Linked DNA regions of Homo sapiens: region 2 is linked to region 1. Evidence: read pairs that join two places in POLR2A ChIA-PET (ENCODE). Cell type or tissue: MCF 10A. All regions are shown on one strand. Links, peaks and the distances in the headings refer to the core of each region. The heading gives the core; the rest is flanking DNA. Region 1 overlaps KRT24 (keratin 24). Region 2 overlaps SMARCE1 (SWI/SNF related BAF chromatin remodeling complex subunit E1).

Region 1 (8,339 bases), core at 130-8,129:
CAAATGAGGCATGGCTAAAGAAATTAGGATTTTTGTCTAGAAAAGAGGAGACACAATGGCCATTTGAAAATAGCTCTAAAGGGCTAAACCAGAATCAAAGAGCTGGAAGTTACACAGGGAGACAGATTTGGAAACGAAGACATTTCTAACATTACACCTGTTCTTAAATGAAATGGACTGCCTTACAAAGTCATGATCTTTCCAAGCTCCAGGGACCTTCAGCCACAGACTGAAGACCTAGAATAATCTTTCAGGGACAATTTCTGTTCTGGGTGGGAGGTTGGAATAAAAGTCACCACCCAACTCTTTAACATTCTGGGAATTTTATGTTGCTATGATTGTAATAGAAATCACAAAGCAATGATATTGAATCTTCATAGAAAATTTGGATGTGGAACAGCCAGTGGGGCAAGCAAAGTTACCTCATCTTGAATCGGTGTAACAAAGCCCTCATTTGCATAAAACCCATCATGGAGATTTAAAAGTCTAGTGTCTTGGTCTTAGTCAAACTAATAAAAAATCACATGAAGCAATTTATTTAAAATTAATAAAGATCATACGAAGCAATTTATTTACAGACACCTGCAAGCTAAAAGCAGAGTGTGTCTAAAGATGAAAGTGTTAGAATTAATTAACAAAAGTTGTGATAGTTATGGAAAAGCTCTTTCCACAGGTCAGTAAATTCTGGGCATTAATCATTTCAGTTATGAATTGCACAAGTAGAGGGTTTTCAAGGATGAGAGAGGATGCTTGGAAATGTGATTACATTTCTCAAAATATATGTTAATTTTTTAATAAAATTCTTTGCAGAGGATCACCTCACCACCTTATTGTTATAAAAATTTTAGAATGGCTCTTGCTTAGAATTACATATCATATGTACTTTCTGCACATATAAAGTTGGTTTTTGGCCAGGCGTGGTGGCTCATGCCTGTAATGTCGGCACTTTGGGAGGCTGAGGCAGGAGGATCACTTCAGGCCAGGAGTTGGAGACCAGCCTGGGCAACATATTGAGACCCTGTCTCTATTTTTATTTTTAAAAAATTGGTTTTCAATGAAATAGTTTCCTCCAGTTGCTACTACTGTGAGATTATGAAGCTCATTTCAAGATGCTCCTGTCCTGCTTAGAAAGCTGGTCTTCCCCTGGTTTTGCCCTTAACTTGAAATCCAGCTTCAGTTTTAGTGGCCAAAGGGCCATGTGGTAGCCTGCTTTATATCTGAACTCAGACCAATGGGTATCTTTTTTAGTTCTTCTGGTCTCCAATGTCAACAGGTTTCTCCTGTCTACATAGATAGAAAACTGTTCTGGAAATTTTGAAGCCTCCCTGTTTAGGCGAGGGAGAAGCAGTTTTGGAAAAATGAAAAAAAAAAAGTACTTTTGGGGGGTACCTCTCACAGAAATAGGCCACTTGGTGAGTCTAGGATATGAAACTACAGAACTTCACTTATTTTGGTAGAGTAGAATTCTAGCTCATGGAATTAGGAGATGGAGCTTTAACTTGTAATTTTTCCACTTTATTTAAAGGGAGAGGCCTTTAAATAAATGACCTCTCCCAGCTTTATTTTCTTCATCTATAAAATGGGAACAGTAATACCTACATCAGAGAGTTTGTGGATTAAGTGAAATAAAATGTAAACATAGATACAAAGTGTTTATATACATAACACGTGCTTATGAAATATAAATTCCTTTTGCCCTCCTGTTTTTTCTCCTTTGGATTGCTCAAAAAGTTATTCTGCTCGACATCACTTATTATAGAAACATCTACATAGGTTAATTATAGACATTAATTTATTGTAATGCTTTTACATCACAGGTGGAACCACATAGAGCTACACTTTCTCTAATTTTTTTTTTTCTTTTTGAGACCAGGTCTCACTCTGTCACCCAGGCTGGAGTGCAGTGGTGCCATCACAGCTCATAGCAGCCTCAACCTCCTGGGCTCAAGCGATTCTCCTGCCTTAGCCTCCTGAGTAGCTGGGACTACAGGCACATGCCACCAGTACCAGCTAATTTTTGTATTTTTTTGTAGAGATAGGATCCTACTATGTTGCTCAGGCTGGTCTCAAACTCCTGGGCTCAAGTGATCCTCCCGCCTCAGCCTCCCAAAGTGCTGAGATTACAGGTGTGAGCCACTCCCGTAATCCCAGCAAAACCCCATCTCTACAAAAAATACAAAAATTAGCTGGGCATGGTGGAGCACACCTGTAGTCCCAGCTACTCAGGGGGCTGAGGTGGGAGGATCGCTTGAGCTCAGGAGGTCTAGGCAGCAGTGAGCTGTGATTGCACCACTGCACTCCAGCCTGGGTGACTGAGGCATGCAATGCACATCCTATCGCAATTTTGTTATAAGCTCGCATGTGCTTATAACAAAGCACATGTTATAAGCTTCATGTTCCTTGTGGTTCTGTCAGCAAAATAACTTCATCATGCCCCCTCTCTGGAAGTCCAAGCTTTGTACACAGGATACCTCTGGGCTTGTCCCTTACCTGCTATTTAAGTGCTAACTTTTAAAAAAGTGGTTGAACTATTAACATTTGCTTCTTTCCTGCATTATCATTTCATATTGACATTGATATTACAAATGAGTACTTTGTTTTCAGAAGGGCTTGATCAATATTTTCTGTTACCCAAGTGTCATATCTCAGCCACTGAAAAGTTTTTAAAGTGGTTTATTACTTGTAGTATTTTGTTCCTTGAGGAGGTTGTGTGGATAATATTACTTGAGCTTCATTTTGGGTGATTTATATTCACCAGTTTGTCTCCTCCTGGGTGAACACTGTCTAATTCCACGAAGTCGTCAAGCCAGTTTAGGCCACTTTCCTTAGAGCTTCAAATACTTTAGCCGTTTACTCTGAGCTGCCTGCTGTGAACCTTGTTTCTTGTTTGTCATCTCTGTGAGGATGGATGCCACGTCGACCATTCTCATCATTCTTGTGTATACTTCCCTGAGGTGAGAAAGAAAAAACAACCCTGTGAATCTCTGGATTAAAAGTCAACGGGTGAAAACCCATGTGCGAGGCTGGGTGCGGTGGCTCACGCCTGTAATCCCAGCACTTTGGGAGGCCGAGGTGGGCGGATCCCAAGGTCAGGAGTTCGAGACCAGCCTGGCCAACATGGTGAAACCCCGTCTCTACTAAAAATACAAAAATTAGCTGGGCTTGGTGGCGCGTGCCTGTAATCCCAGCTACTCAGGAGGCTGAGGCAGGAGAATCGCTTGAACCTGGGAGGTGGAGGCGAGATCGCGCCGCTGCACTCCAGCCTGGGCGACAAGCGAGAGACTCTGTCTCAAAAAAAACAAACAAACAAAAAAGAAAGCCCATGTGCATGTGGGCATGAGCTCTCCCTTCTTACAGTAAATCCACTCTTAGAAAAAAGAAATGTGTTCCTCTCATTCAAAAGTTGAGGCTGAATGCAGTCGTTCATGCCTATAACCCCAGCCCTTTGGAAGGCCGAGGTGGGAGGATTGCTTGAGCCCAGGAGTTTGAGACCAGCCTGGGCAACATAGTGAAACTCCATCTCTACAAAAAATAAACAAAATTAGCTGGGCATGGTTGCCTGCAGCTACTCAGGAGGCTGAGGTGGGAGGATTGCTTGAGCCCAGGAAGTTGAGGCTGCAGGTGAATCGAGATGGCACCACTACACTCCAGCCTGGGCAACAGAGCGAGACCCTGTAACAAAACAAAGCAAAAAAATTGCCTGGAGAGCTGAACTTTAGGGTCTCACAATAAACATATTCCTATTGTAGAGTTTTAAAATAATTTTAAGGCAAGTAATAATGTATGAACACCATGTCCTTAACTTTTTATTCAGCACTGTAAATACGTTTTATGATCCAAAATGGTTGAATAGTTTCAGTTTTCAAAATTGAACATGCCCTTAACAACACATTCTATTGTGTCTCAGTGTTCTGGTGTCTATGATTGGGCCTTTTCTATATTTGTAAACAATCATTCAGTACAAACGCAGCATCTTAACGCATGACAAGGAAGAACAGATGAGGGTTTTCACCTCGAGATGACTTTCAGAGTAGCCTTATACTTTTGCCTTGACATGAAAATAGTACTAGCCATGAACATAGGTCTCAGGTGGCCAAAATCCACAGCTAGAAGGTTAGACTTGAGAAGACCCACAGAGAGAGGCTTCGCTGATGTGGCCGGGATGGCTTAGGTTCTGCAGGCTGCTTACGGCAGATTTCCATTTCTGCTCTTGAGCTATGAATCCAGTTGGATGAGCTGGTTCAGACTTTTAGTATTTCAGCAGAGAAGAAGCATTCAGGGTTTTATTTATTGTAATGATTTGATGGTGGAAAACAGCTTTGACTTAAGCAACTTAACATTGCTCTTTTTCTTTGAGTAGTGGTTTAATGTTTATTCTGTGGTTAGCTATTAACCTTATTCTGTGGTTAGCTATTTAAGCAGAAGTCATAATGTACCCAGAGGTTCATTTTAAGTTTTATTCAATGTGCCCAGAAGATGAAAAACTACATGTTTTGATGATAGGTTTGATATGCTCACACAATTCTTAATTGGTTTTATATTGGAAGATACATGTTCAGATTTGTCCTTTTATAACTTTACATTTGGCTTTTTATGCCACGTCCCGTGTTCTTTCCTTGAGGACTGGCTTGTAGAGTTGATTCTCTAATTTGTGATATGGGCATATTAAATTCCTTGATTGAGAAAGCCCTTAGCCAGCCTGGGTTGGTGCTATGCCTGGTTCTTCCTGGGGCCCGTACCACCTCCTACCCAATCTTAACAGGTTTCATCATCCCAAACAAGACAAGACAAAGCCATGTGGCCTCAGGGATACTGTAGAAATGAAAGAATAGGGCTATGACCACCAACGGGATGAAAGATCTTAGCAGTGGAGACTGGGGAAAAGAAACACCAGCTTGGCGAAGTGGCAGGTTTTGGCTAAAGATGTGGCTAGATTTGGCAGGGGAACAAGTGCCTGAGGATCTCTTCTCTTTGGGGCTTTCAAGGTTTCAGGAAATCAGATTGCCATATCACATAGCCAATCTTATTTCCCAAGACTCTTTTTTGGCCCCTGTCCTAAATGTCCTGTAAACACACATGTCTGATTCCTATGTCACTTCTGATGCAGATTGTGAAATCAAGTCTTTACTATTAACAGCTTTTTATTGCTTGCTGTCTTCTTTGTGTTTTAGCTCTTCTTCTCTGCTGAAATGTGAGCTTTTTGAAGTAGGAGGGAGATTTTGAGTTTCTTTTTTATCTTATAAAATATCGAGTTCAGTGATGGACATATATAAACTAGACATTAATTATAAGTTGATTATTAAAATAATCACATCCTTCTTTGTGGGCTAAGCCGTTGACACGGTAGTCTAATTTCAGCTATCATGCCACTGAGTTCTTATGTGATGCCATTAAAAATGCCCACATTAAAAAAATGACTATAATCTGAATTGTATAAAGAAGGTAATGTGATACCCTACCTCGTTTTAACCTGATTGTCTCTCTTAGCTGAGAGAGCCGGACAGACTCCATTTTTGTTTCTTCACTTGCAGCTCCCCTCCCTTAAAGGCATAAGTAGTGCAAGCTGACTCCGAGCACATCCAGGAATGCGCTTACTGATGAGATATCGAGGCAAGCTAAATCAGCAGTTCCTGAGGACGCGCTTGGGGGATGGCACCCAAAGCCCCTGCATTATCTCTTTGTGATAGTTTGAGCCCCTGCACCTGGAACTGTTTACTTTTCTGTAACTGTTTCTGTAACCAATTAATCTTTCTTAATTGGTTTGCCTGTTCTGCTTCTGTAAAAATTGCTTCAGCTAAACTCCCTCTCCCCTATTTAGACCACGATATAAAAAGAAATCTAGCCCCTTCTTCGGGGCCGAGAGAATTTTGAGCTCTAGCCGTCTTGTTCGCCGGCAATAAAAGGACTCCTGAATTAGTCTCAGAGTGTGTCATTTCTCTATAACTCGCTCAGTTACAACAGTAAGATATAAAGAATGAACTGACATTAGTAATATAGTCATGCAGCTAGATCATACTTGATAGCTTCCTTCCTAGGTAAAATACTTTTTAAAAAAATAAGTAATAATTAACTTGCAAAAGTAAATTTATTGAAGCATAGAAACAATTAAAGCAAAGTTGTTAATTCAGCTATTTCAAGAGCATTCTAATGAGGAAATAAGAAGATGCAGAAAAGTTGGCTAGTCATCCATTTCTGGACTGAAGCTTTTCCTGAAATTATCCAGAAAGATGCCTAGATTGATGCCATTTCTTCGCTTGTGTCCTTCTTGATTTTTTTTTCTTTGAAAGACACTTTTGTTGATCTGGAAGTTCCTTATTTAACTTTCACCTCAGAAATACTGCTGACTTGAGACGAGACAACCTTGCCATCCACCAACTCCTCTACGATAGTCTTAGTCACTCTAGTCTTGCTTGAATCTGAAAATCATGGGATTGCAATGTCAGTCTGGAAACTCTCACAGAAACACAGAGCAAGAGAAATTCAATCACATGCATTCAACGTGTTCTGTCTGGGTAAGATTATGTAAAAAATAGCGGACTCTTTTAGTATGACAAGCAAAGTATGTCTTCACTTTTAAATTACAGAACTATTATCAATATTAAAAAAAGTCTACCTCGTCCTTGACCAGAACAGCTTCCAGATCTTGAGTCACCAGATACCAGATCCCTGGATCCCATGTTTACAGATCCTGAGTTTCTACCACCAAATTCTGCAAAACTAGAACCACTGGAGAAAAAAAGAATTATGTTTTCCTTTGCAGTTTGCAAAGGCAGGAGAAAGCCTCCGCCCCGGGGATTCTTCATGATGAAGTTTTGGATGTGTTTATGTGTTTTAATTGGATTGTGTCTGCTGCTTTTTTGTTCAACCTTGCACTCCTGGGCTCAAGTGATCCTCCTGTCTCAGCCTCCCCAGTATCTGGGATTATAGGTGTGCACCACCATGCCCAGCTAATTTTTTTTTTTTTTTTTTTGAGACAAGGTCTCGTTCTATCACCCAGGCTGGAGTATAGTGGCATGATTACAGCTCACTGCAGCCTCAGCCTCCTGAGCTCAAGTGATCTTCCCGCCTCAGTCCCCTGAGTAGCTGGGACTACAGGTGTGTGCCACCACGCCTGGCTAATTTTTGTATTTTTAGTAGAGACAGGATTTCACCATGTTGGCCAGGCTGGTCTCGAACTCCTGACCTCACGTGATCTGCCTGCCTTGGCCTCCCAAAGTGCCGGGATTACAGGCATGAGCCACTGTGCCCAGCCTCCAGCTAATTTTTTAAAAATTATTTTTTGAAGAGGAAGGGGTTTTGCTATGTTGCTCAAGCTGGTCTTGAACTCCTGGGCTCACGTGATTCTCCCACCTCAGCCTCCCAAAGTGCTGGGATTACAGGCCTGAGCCACTGCACGCAGCCTGTGTCTGTTACTTTATTACTCTCTATATATACAAGTCTAAGCCCTGAGTCCCATTTTGGTTTTATAAAATAAATTCACTAAGGTATGCATTTTAGTTTGTTCATGACTTTGGTTTACCCTCCCTCTCCATCGAGCAGGCGGCGGTAGGTCTCGATCTCCACCTCCAGGCGTGTCTTGATGTCCAGCAATTGCTTGTACTCTGCGTTCTGGCATTTAGTCTCACCCCAGATCTGGCAGATCTCCTCCTCCAGGGCACTGATCTGCGTTTGAATTTCTGACAGCTGAGCCACGTAGCCAGCTTCTGTGTCAGCCAGGGTTCCCTCCAGGGAGCTTTTCTAAGAGAAAAAGCAAATAAAAAATTCATGATGAAAATAAATCATTGGATGATTTTTTAAAAATGCAATTTTATGTGGCACTAGAAGTGCACCTTCGCCATATAACCTATATTGTTATATCATTGCTTCTTTAATTTTGGTTGGCACTTCTTTTTAAACTAAATCTTTTATGCAAAATAGAGTACATTATCTTTAACTTTTAATGCTTTCTATAATCATAATGCAGTTCTCCTTAACACTGCCTTTTTTATGTGCCTAGTGAACCTCTTGGCAAAGAAAGAAAACTGCATTTGCTTAACTCCCTGTTGGAAAATGTGAAAAGCTATTTGCACATACCATGGCCAGTTGGGACTGAAGCTCAATTTCCAGGGCTTGCAGGGTACGTTTTAGTTCTGTTATCTCATTCTTGGCAGAAGTGGCTGCCCCAGCATCAGTGGAGATTTGTGCTTGTAGTGATGCGCTCTAAATACAAACATAATGCAGCTGTTGTAGGCTGATGAAAGGAGCAGAAGCGGCTTGTGTGTGGCTACTGGCTTAGGTGCTCAGCAGAGAGGATCTACCTGCTTGTTGAACCGCTCCTCAGCCTCTCGGCGGTTTTGCTC
Region 2 (8,339 bases), core at 174-8,173, 62 kb before region 1:
TTTGTCTAGTTGCAAAATTAGCAAAAATCAGTTATTTTAATTTTCAAGCTCGTTTTAACCACAAAAATGTGCTCATGCTCCAAATTCATTACAATAAAAAACACATTCATACAAAACAGAAAGAGACTCAGATACTGAAACTTAAAATATGACCATTTCAAATGTTAATCTGCTGGATTAAATTTTGCAGAAATACCTGGTAAAGATATCTATATTCCATTACATGTTTTCCAGATGGTTGTCATCTGAGTACCAAGTATGACTACTGTCCCTCCCACTTCTTGCAACGATGCTCCAGGAAGCCTTTGGTTTTGTTTTCCATAACTACTTTTAGCTTAGTCCTGTTTACACAGTGTACTAGGCAGTGTTAAAACAGTGCCATGAGGTAAGGTGATCTCAAAATTACAAGTGACGATCAATGTAATCAGTACTTTATGTAAGTTTTATTTATACAAGTTATTATTATTATTTTTTACCTTGAGGGATGCTTTTAATCAGGAAAATCAGTATACCTAGAAGTAAGGGTTTTTCTAGGACAGAGCTGGCAATTTTTTTCTGTAAAGAGCCAGATAGAAAATATTTTAGACTTCGCAGGCCAGGCAGTTGTTGTTGCAACTACTCAACTATACTGTTTTATCCCCAAAGCAGCCACAGACAGTATGTAAACAAACAAGTGTGGCTGTGTTCCAGTTTTATTTACAAAAACAAGTGGTGGGCAGGATTGGCTTACAGGTATTACTTTGCAGAATGCTGTCCTAGGACACCAAAGACAATTAATCTTAACGGTAATAACCACATCTTGATAAATAATGTAAGCATTTAAAGGTTAAAATACTGAATGTCAATATCATGTCAAATTTAGTACTGGGAATCACCCTCAGTGGCAGGTACCAGAATACTTGCACTTAGAAAGAAAAACCTAAATTAAAGACAGCCGTACAAAGTCTTGGCACTGCCTCTGCGTTTGTTGCTAGTGGGTTACCTGTCTCCATCGGAATGTTCTCGTCGTCTTTCTTCTCCTCGCCTTTGTTAGCTGCTTGTTCTTCCTCAGGAACGATGCTGCTCTGACTGCGCTCAGCTTGCTCTGCGGCCTCCTTCTCCCTTTCCTCCTGCCTTTTGCGGGCCTGTTCCTCTGCCTGTGCAATCTCAGCTGCAATTTTCTCCATATCCACTTCTACTTTCAGACCGCACAACTAATCAGAAAAAAACAGAACTCCGTAATGTTTTTTCCTTATAATTTTTGAGCCAGATATATTCTTTCAAAAGTTGGTTTTCTTGCCTATAAACTATATATATATATCTATACACCTGTATGTGTGTGTGTGTGTGCCAAAAAAATGTGGTTCTAGGTCTTCTCTGAAACTCTTGGGTCTACAAGAAAAAACAGCAGCTCTAGCAGTTGTATAATATAGGATATTCCAGAGCAGCTGGTGAGGCAAAATAGTGAAAGTTCTGGGGTATACATAAGGCTTCCGTTTTACATTTTGGGCTACCAACTAGATTTCCTTGTCTGAATGCAAAGTGCAAATTATAAATTACATTTAATGACGACATTTGATGAATAAATCACAATAAAATGAAAGTAATTAATGACTGTATGGGAGTTTAACATATCAGAGGGCTCTAGCATTTACAGGCCTAGAAGATATGTGTATACTCTATGATATTTCAAATTTATTGCAATTTTGCCAGAGAATGGGAACAATCTTATAAAAAAAGGATCCTACAGGTTTATAATAAAGTTAGCCCTGTTTCAAAGTGAACAACATTCAATAAAAACACTATTTTGGAAAAAAGAATGAGGAAAAATAAAGTAACAGGTATAGTGATAAAAGTATAGTTAACATATTAAACAGATACCCTTTTAAGTTCATTGTTAAATGAATCTGTGCTTTCCAGGAATTTCCTCTTCTTCTCCTGGTGTCGTTCCTCTATTTGAAGAAGTTCAGCTTCTAGTTTTCGCTGCAAGACAGGATCAGGCTTCATAATTGTGTCTCATTTTTTAATGGTCCATACTTTCAAACAGTGTACCAAATAATGTTTTGAACTTTAGATCATTTATCACATGAGTCTAGCTAAGATTTAAAAAATACAAAATGCAGCACAAAGAAATGATTATGATCAATAGGTAAATGTTAAAGAATACTGTTTCAGGCCTGAGCAATTCCTTGGGAAAAAATATTTAGCATAGCAGTAAAGATTGATAGGATGCCTCAAAATTCTTAAGTTCACACGTATTTCTTAACGAATATACTTTCCATTACAAGGTTCTATATTATAGTTTTTAATGACAAACTTATTAAACATCTGGGAAAGGTCCACTTCCTTAAACCTCTTCTCCAAATCAGGAACAGGTTAGATTGACATATTTAACAGGTAGATTTAGGCATGGTGTAGGAATCATATCACCTGGGATTTGTGGTATAGGCACATCTTATTGAAATGAATGTTTTATGACTTTACCTGATGAACCATTAAGGACTGGACCTGCCGTTTGAGGACCTGCATTCTAGCTGTTGTGACAACTGACCGAACGTCTGGCACCACACTCTCACTAAGAATTTCACTGATGAGGCGGTGGTTTCTCTGGAAACGGGCGGTGGCTGTATGCTTCATTGAAAAGCCATCATCATAATCTGGAGTGAACAAATTGTTCTGGAAATCAGGTCACCAGTAACCATAAAAAGGAGTGTAACAATGTTAACACTTAATTACCAACGAACTATGGCCCTCACTGGCCTAACAAGTGGACCTGCCCAGCGTCATGGGAGCACTGGGGCAGTTACTTGATAAAAACCATACAGAGGACGTAATGTGTTCATTGGCCAAGGTAGTAATTTATCTCACAGTCTTTAAGTGATAATGTTGTGTCTGAGAAGGATTTGGCTAAAACATAAACGAGATACAACATGTCTCTTCTGGCTTCGGAATCAATGTGAAGGCTGTATGTGATGGCAGTAATTGAAATTCTGCCCAATGTTTCACTCTCTTGGTAGTAACTTAAGGCATTTAACAACTAATGAACAACATATGAACTGGGCAGTGACTTTGTCACTTGTAGCACTTTAAAAATGAATGAAAATGCCCATTTGTAAAATTATGACAGCAGAGAATACATCACCTCTAACAATATTCAGTTTCCCAGGCCCTCAAGTAATTTTATAGAAGAAAAATAAATGTCTGATTCCAAATTTAATTTTTGTCAGTTTACACTTAGCCAGCTGTTGTCAGTGTGTAATGGTATGACCCAAGTTCATACAGTATGGGTCTGGTTTATATGCTTCTGTTTCGTTTTGAGACAGAATCTCCCTCTTGTTACCCAGGCTGGAGTACAGTGGCCCAGTCTCAGCTCACTGCAACCTCCACCTGCCAGGTTCAAGTGATTCTTGTGCCTCGGCCTCCCAAGTAGCAGGAATTACAGGCGCATGACACCACGCCCGGCCAATTTTTGTATTTTTAGTAGAGATGGGATTTCACCATGTTGGCTAGGGTGGTCTTGAACTCCTGACCCCATGTGATCTGCCCATCCTGGCCTCCCAAAGCGCTGGGATTACAGGTGTGAGCCACTGCACACACACTACAGGCTTATTTTTAATAGCTATCTAGTGTTTCCTTAATCTCAGTCTTTGCTCTATCACCTTCATAGTTTTTCATATATCTACTAACAGCCTGTACTATCGTTTACTTAATATTTTTCTTTAAACTAACTCACTTAAAAAAAAAAAGAGCTTTCTCTTTAGTAATACATATTAAAACAAACGCTCCTCTCTGAACCACTTAATCACCTCAGTGACCCACCAGACAGGGAGGAACCACACTTAAGAAAACCTTGTTACAGGGGAAACCCTGTTACAGAGGCCTATGTTGCGCTGCTATGTCAGTTTAGCACCTCCCTTATTGTCTGGCACTTAAGTAGTTCCTAAAATTCTCATTATTATAAATACTACAGCTAAAAACTGTTGTTTTTGTAAAAAGTTAAAAAAATTACTTTTGTTTCCTTTTGAGTAATTTCTTTAGGAAATAAACTTCTGAAATTAAAACTACTGGGTAAGATACAGTTTTTTTAAAACTCTGTAACCTTTCTACTTTTTAAGAGTTTTTCACCTTTAGGGTTATATATGGTACATCTGTGCTACATCTGTCTAAGTTATCTGTTTTTGTTGTTAGCTTTTGTTTTCTTCTTTCATTTATATGGCCCCAGTGTTGACCACAGATGGGGACATAAGGTCTAAGCAATTTGGGCTTGTTCTTCTTTGCATGTTAGTCGTCTGCTTCCTTTTTTGGGGGAATGGCTTCTCTGGTTATGATCTAATTGAACAGCTATTTATCCTATGATGAAGAGGCTCTCACTGAATAAAAGCCTTCATTGTCTTGTGTGGATAATTGCACATGCCCTCTTTTTTTTTTCTTTTTTTTGAGACTGGTTATTGCCCTGTCATCCAGGATGGAGGACAGTGGCATGATCATAGCTCACTGCAGCCTTGAACTCCTGGGCTCAACTGATCCTCCTACCTCAGCCTCAGCTGGAGTAGCTGGGACTACAGGCACAAGCCGCCATGCCCAGCTAATTTTTAAGTATCCTGTAGAGATAAGGTCTTGCTGTGTTGCCCAGGCTGGTCTCAAACTCTTGGCCACAAACGATCCTCCTGCTTCAGTTTCCCAAAGTATTGGGATTACAGGCGTGAGCCATGGCGCCTGGCAATGTCTATCTTTTGATAGTCCTCTGTTAAAGAAGTCAGTAGCTGTTGTACTTCATGCAGATGCCACCTTTCTGTTATGTACATTTGACATACATTTCCACCTCCCAAGTATTCCTCTTTCTAATCATTTTCGTACTGGTATGCTAAAGACATTCTCATATTGGCATCTTAATTGCTACCTGAATTTACTAGCAACTTTAAGACCCAATCTGAAAGTTAAAAACATCATAGGCCCAAGTTTCAGACTGTTTCTGAGTGAATCTCTTTAGTCCTTCTCAGTGTTCATGGTGTTAATGAAAGCTTTAGTTATTTTCTACTTACGTTGCTAGCCTTTGTTTCCTCTTGTACTGACCTCCATCCTCCCAATATCTGTAGACTGGATTGTCTTCTGATTTTTAGTTCTGTATGTTTCTCTTGCATTAATCACCCCATTTGAGTAATTAAAGTGTGAGGATGCTAGTGTGTCTTTAGCACTGCTGATTCTGCTTAACATTCAATACTGTTTCTATTCCATATTCTATTCTCTATAGTATTACATTCCACTGTCTGTATTTATGAGAACATTTGACAATATTCCAGTACATTATTTTTAAAAATGACTTCTGTTTTTCCCCACTTTTATCAACTTATTCTTGTCTTCAGGTACTATTATTGCTTCCTCCCTCATTGATATTGTCTTTAAAGTTCTTATAGCCTTCCTCTTTGTTACTGCTACTTTAAGATGGGATCTTAAATCATTTTCCTGATGTTCTTGTCGCTTGCAGCTAAAGCTTCTAACCTTTTGCACATCATAGCAGTATACAGAGAAACTATTAATGTTTATACAGCACACTAGATATGTGGTTGAGTGTGTTCACACTGCAGGTGGCTATCTCTGGGTCTCCTCGCAGCTTCAGACCCTGCCTGGCTGCACAAGACCAGAACAATCAGAACACCTGCTAACTACTCATACAGAATGGCAATTAGGAAGCTCTGCCATTCGTGTGCATGTATACAATTTGTATGGGTATACCCTCATGTACACCCATACAAATAGTAGCATGAGCTATATTTATACATTCTTATTGGATTTCTGAATTAAATGGAAAGGAAACTTCATGTTTCCACATACTCATTAGCTTCTCCCTTAAGAGCCTTTAATTCAGCGAATTTAGTGAACCAATAAGAAAACAAGATATAATTAGAATGCATTTAGCTTTTTAAAAGCAGATGAGGCAAAATCCTGATTGTGATTTAAAAACCTTTCGTGCATTTTGAGTACAAAGATTTTGATAAACAATCAATAATTTTTGCTATTTTCTGCACTGAAAAGGATATTTCTTTTTCTTGTGGGAAATTCACATACAAATCTTACTCAATATAACCAAAATACTAAGACGATACTTAAATTATACTTTCTTTTCCATTTAGGATAAGAAATAAAAACTTATACTTAAGAGATTTCTCATATCTTAACTCACAGAGAAAGCATAAACAAAACCCCACTTTTTTTCTTTTACCATCTGGATCTTCAGCAGGCTGAATGCTCATGTACGGTTCTCCTTTCTCCATGCGAGATTGTCTCTGTCGACTTTCTTCCTCTAAAGCAGCTTCTGCACGACTTTTTGCATTTATGTAAGCAAGGTACGCGGGGGAATTATGATAGGCCTTCATAGATTCATTGTACTCTATCTGAAATTCAAATGTTTTTTGGTTTTATAATTAACATTTTGCAGGTTATAATGCAGACCTATGTTATCTCACTTGAATATCAAAAGATATGATGTAAACAGGGTGTTGGGATAATTATCTCCTTTTTACAGGCAAGAAATCTGAGGCCTTGAGAAACTGACTTGACTCAGGTAGACAGAGCCTCAGTACTGCATCAGTGTTCTGACCAAATCTTATGTTACTTTTATAAATAGTAAGCCAATGTTTTATGTACTTTACACATTATCTATCCCACTGTGAGCCCCTACCCTACCTTTTCTGCTTCGTATTCGTTTAAATATTCTTGTTTTTCTTCATCAGTGAGATCTCGCCACATGCCACCAATAATCTTGCCAATCTCCCACAACTTTAGGTCAGGGTTGGAAGCCTTTACTTGGTCCCAGACCTTAAAAAGAAAACAGATGAAATGTTAATACTGATGTCTAAACGTATAGACCTTTAAAAATAGTTTTTAATGTGGAAACTTTTCAACATACAAAGCAGAGAAAACAGTATCAAATTTCTAGGTACTCATCAGCCTACTTCAAAAATTATCAAGAACTGGCCAATCTCAAGTTATCTTTGCCCTACTGGATTACTTTAAGATAGATCTCAGACATCACGTCACTCACTTATAAATACTTCAATTTGATAAGCAAGAATATCTCCAATCACTACAGACACTTAGGATGAGTTACTTCAATAACATAGTCTACGTCTCTAAAAGTTCATGTGAATTTAGAAGAAAAGTGCTTAATTTGCATAACACGGTACATCATATTATCAAATACAAATATAATAGTCAAGATCAAAAGGTTTAACATTTCTAGATAGTGGTTATAATGCTCTGCCTTTTAATAAAGATATTGGCTACTTTTTTTATTTTAAGAGTAATGTAGGCTCATCACCAAAAAAAAAAAAAAAAAAAGGAAAACTTGAGGAAAAGAAAATAAAAACTACCATAAGCTTACTGCTTAGAGATAATTATTGTCTTCTGTGTTTTCCCCCTTCAAACTAACATGTGGTTGCTATTATTTTTATAAAAATGAGATATTAATTCATGTAGTCTTGCAGTCCTCCTTCACTTAACATTTTCCTCACGTCATTAAATATTCTCCAAAAGAAATGACTTTAATGGCTATAGAACATTCTATCTTAAGGATTTTAACAGTTTATTTAATCACGCTCCTCTTGTTGGATTTTAGTTCTGGAATTTTGAAATCAGAACTAATTGCTTTAAAAACCGTATTTTTTTGGACCTTTCCTCTGAATATGCACAGAAAAGCTGGCTAAGCCGATCTAAAGTTGGATGTTAAGCAAAGAAGCAGCAAAGACAGTGTCCTCACTCCTTACCAGGTCCTAAGCACCTACCTTTCTGCTGTACCTCATGTAGGGCATCAGCGGCTTATCTGGTGGCTTTGGGGGTTTTGGAATCGTGATACCAGAGGATGCCTACGAAAGAGTTAAATACATTCATTATTCAACTGTAAGGAGTTCACTGGCAAACTGAAAAGAGAGTCCCTTAAAAAATTCTAATGCGCCTTTCTTCTATTCGTCCAAATATTTTCTTCACTGAAAATAGCTATCACTGCAAATTCAGAAATGTTCAAAAGAAAATGACTTTAAGCACATAATTTTTAAATGTTTTACTTAGCAGTTTATTGCCAATGCTTTGACAACCTGGCTGCAAGAACAAATAAAATATTACACAGTAACCCATACATTGAAAATATATGGTTATATATCAACCGTCTCAAGTTCAGGACATTACCTGGTACCCTCTTATTCTGCTCAATTACCATTACACATACAGTCAACACTTGATTATCTGCAGCAGGATCTGAACCCTTAACACTTACCATTCTCACACTGTCTACAGGGGCCTTAACCTATTAGCACTAGGAATGTACTCCCAACACCACCACAAAAACAACTTCCCAGGTTCAAAAA

Evidence for each region. Peaks named below come from ENCODE experiments on the same cell type or tissue, not always from the same donor. Only the 100,000 strongest peaks of a DNase experiment are listed, where the experiment ranks them.
Region 2: POLR2A ChIA-PET joins it to region 1 with 10 read pairs; 12 of 35 experiments call an interaction of 5 or more read pairs at or near these places.

Annotation. Positions count from the first base shown.
Region 1 is chr17:40,691,925-40,700,263 of GRCh38, forward strand. KRT24 (keratin 24) reads right to left here. Exons shown (of 8, transcript NM_019016.3): 4 at 8,298-8,339; 5 at 8,074-8,199; 6 at 7,520-7,737; 7 at 6,614-6,726; 8 at 6,067-6,416. The coding sequence ends at 6,313. LOC105371775 (a long non-coding RNA gene) reads left to right here. Exons shown (of 4, transcript XR_934751.2): 4 at 5,532-5,916. Among named protein-coding and RNA genes, the nearest start is that of KRT24, 7.7 kb to the right of the region's middle. In MCF 10A, for the core only: no CTCF peak of the experiment used is centred there; a DNase peak (open chromatin) is centred at 4,927.
Region 2 is chr17:40,629,732-40,638,070 of GRCh38, forward strand. It overlaps SMARCE1 (SWI/SNF related BAF chromatin remodeling complex subunit E1), which reads right to left. Exons shown (of 11, transcript NM_003079.5): 5 at 7,761-7,841; 6 at 6,664-6,795; 7 at 6,200-6,371; 8 at 2,464-2,636; 9 at 1,861-1,962; 10 at 983-1,193. Among named protein-coding and RNA genes, the nearest start is that of SMARCE1, 14 kb to the right of the region's middle. In MCF 10A, for the core only: no CTCF peak of the experiment used is centred there; no DNase peak of the experiment used is centred there.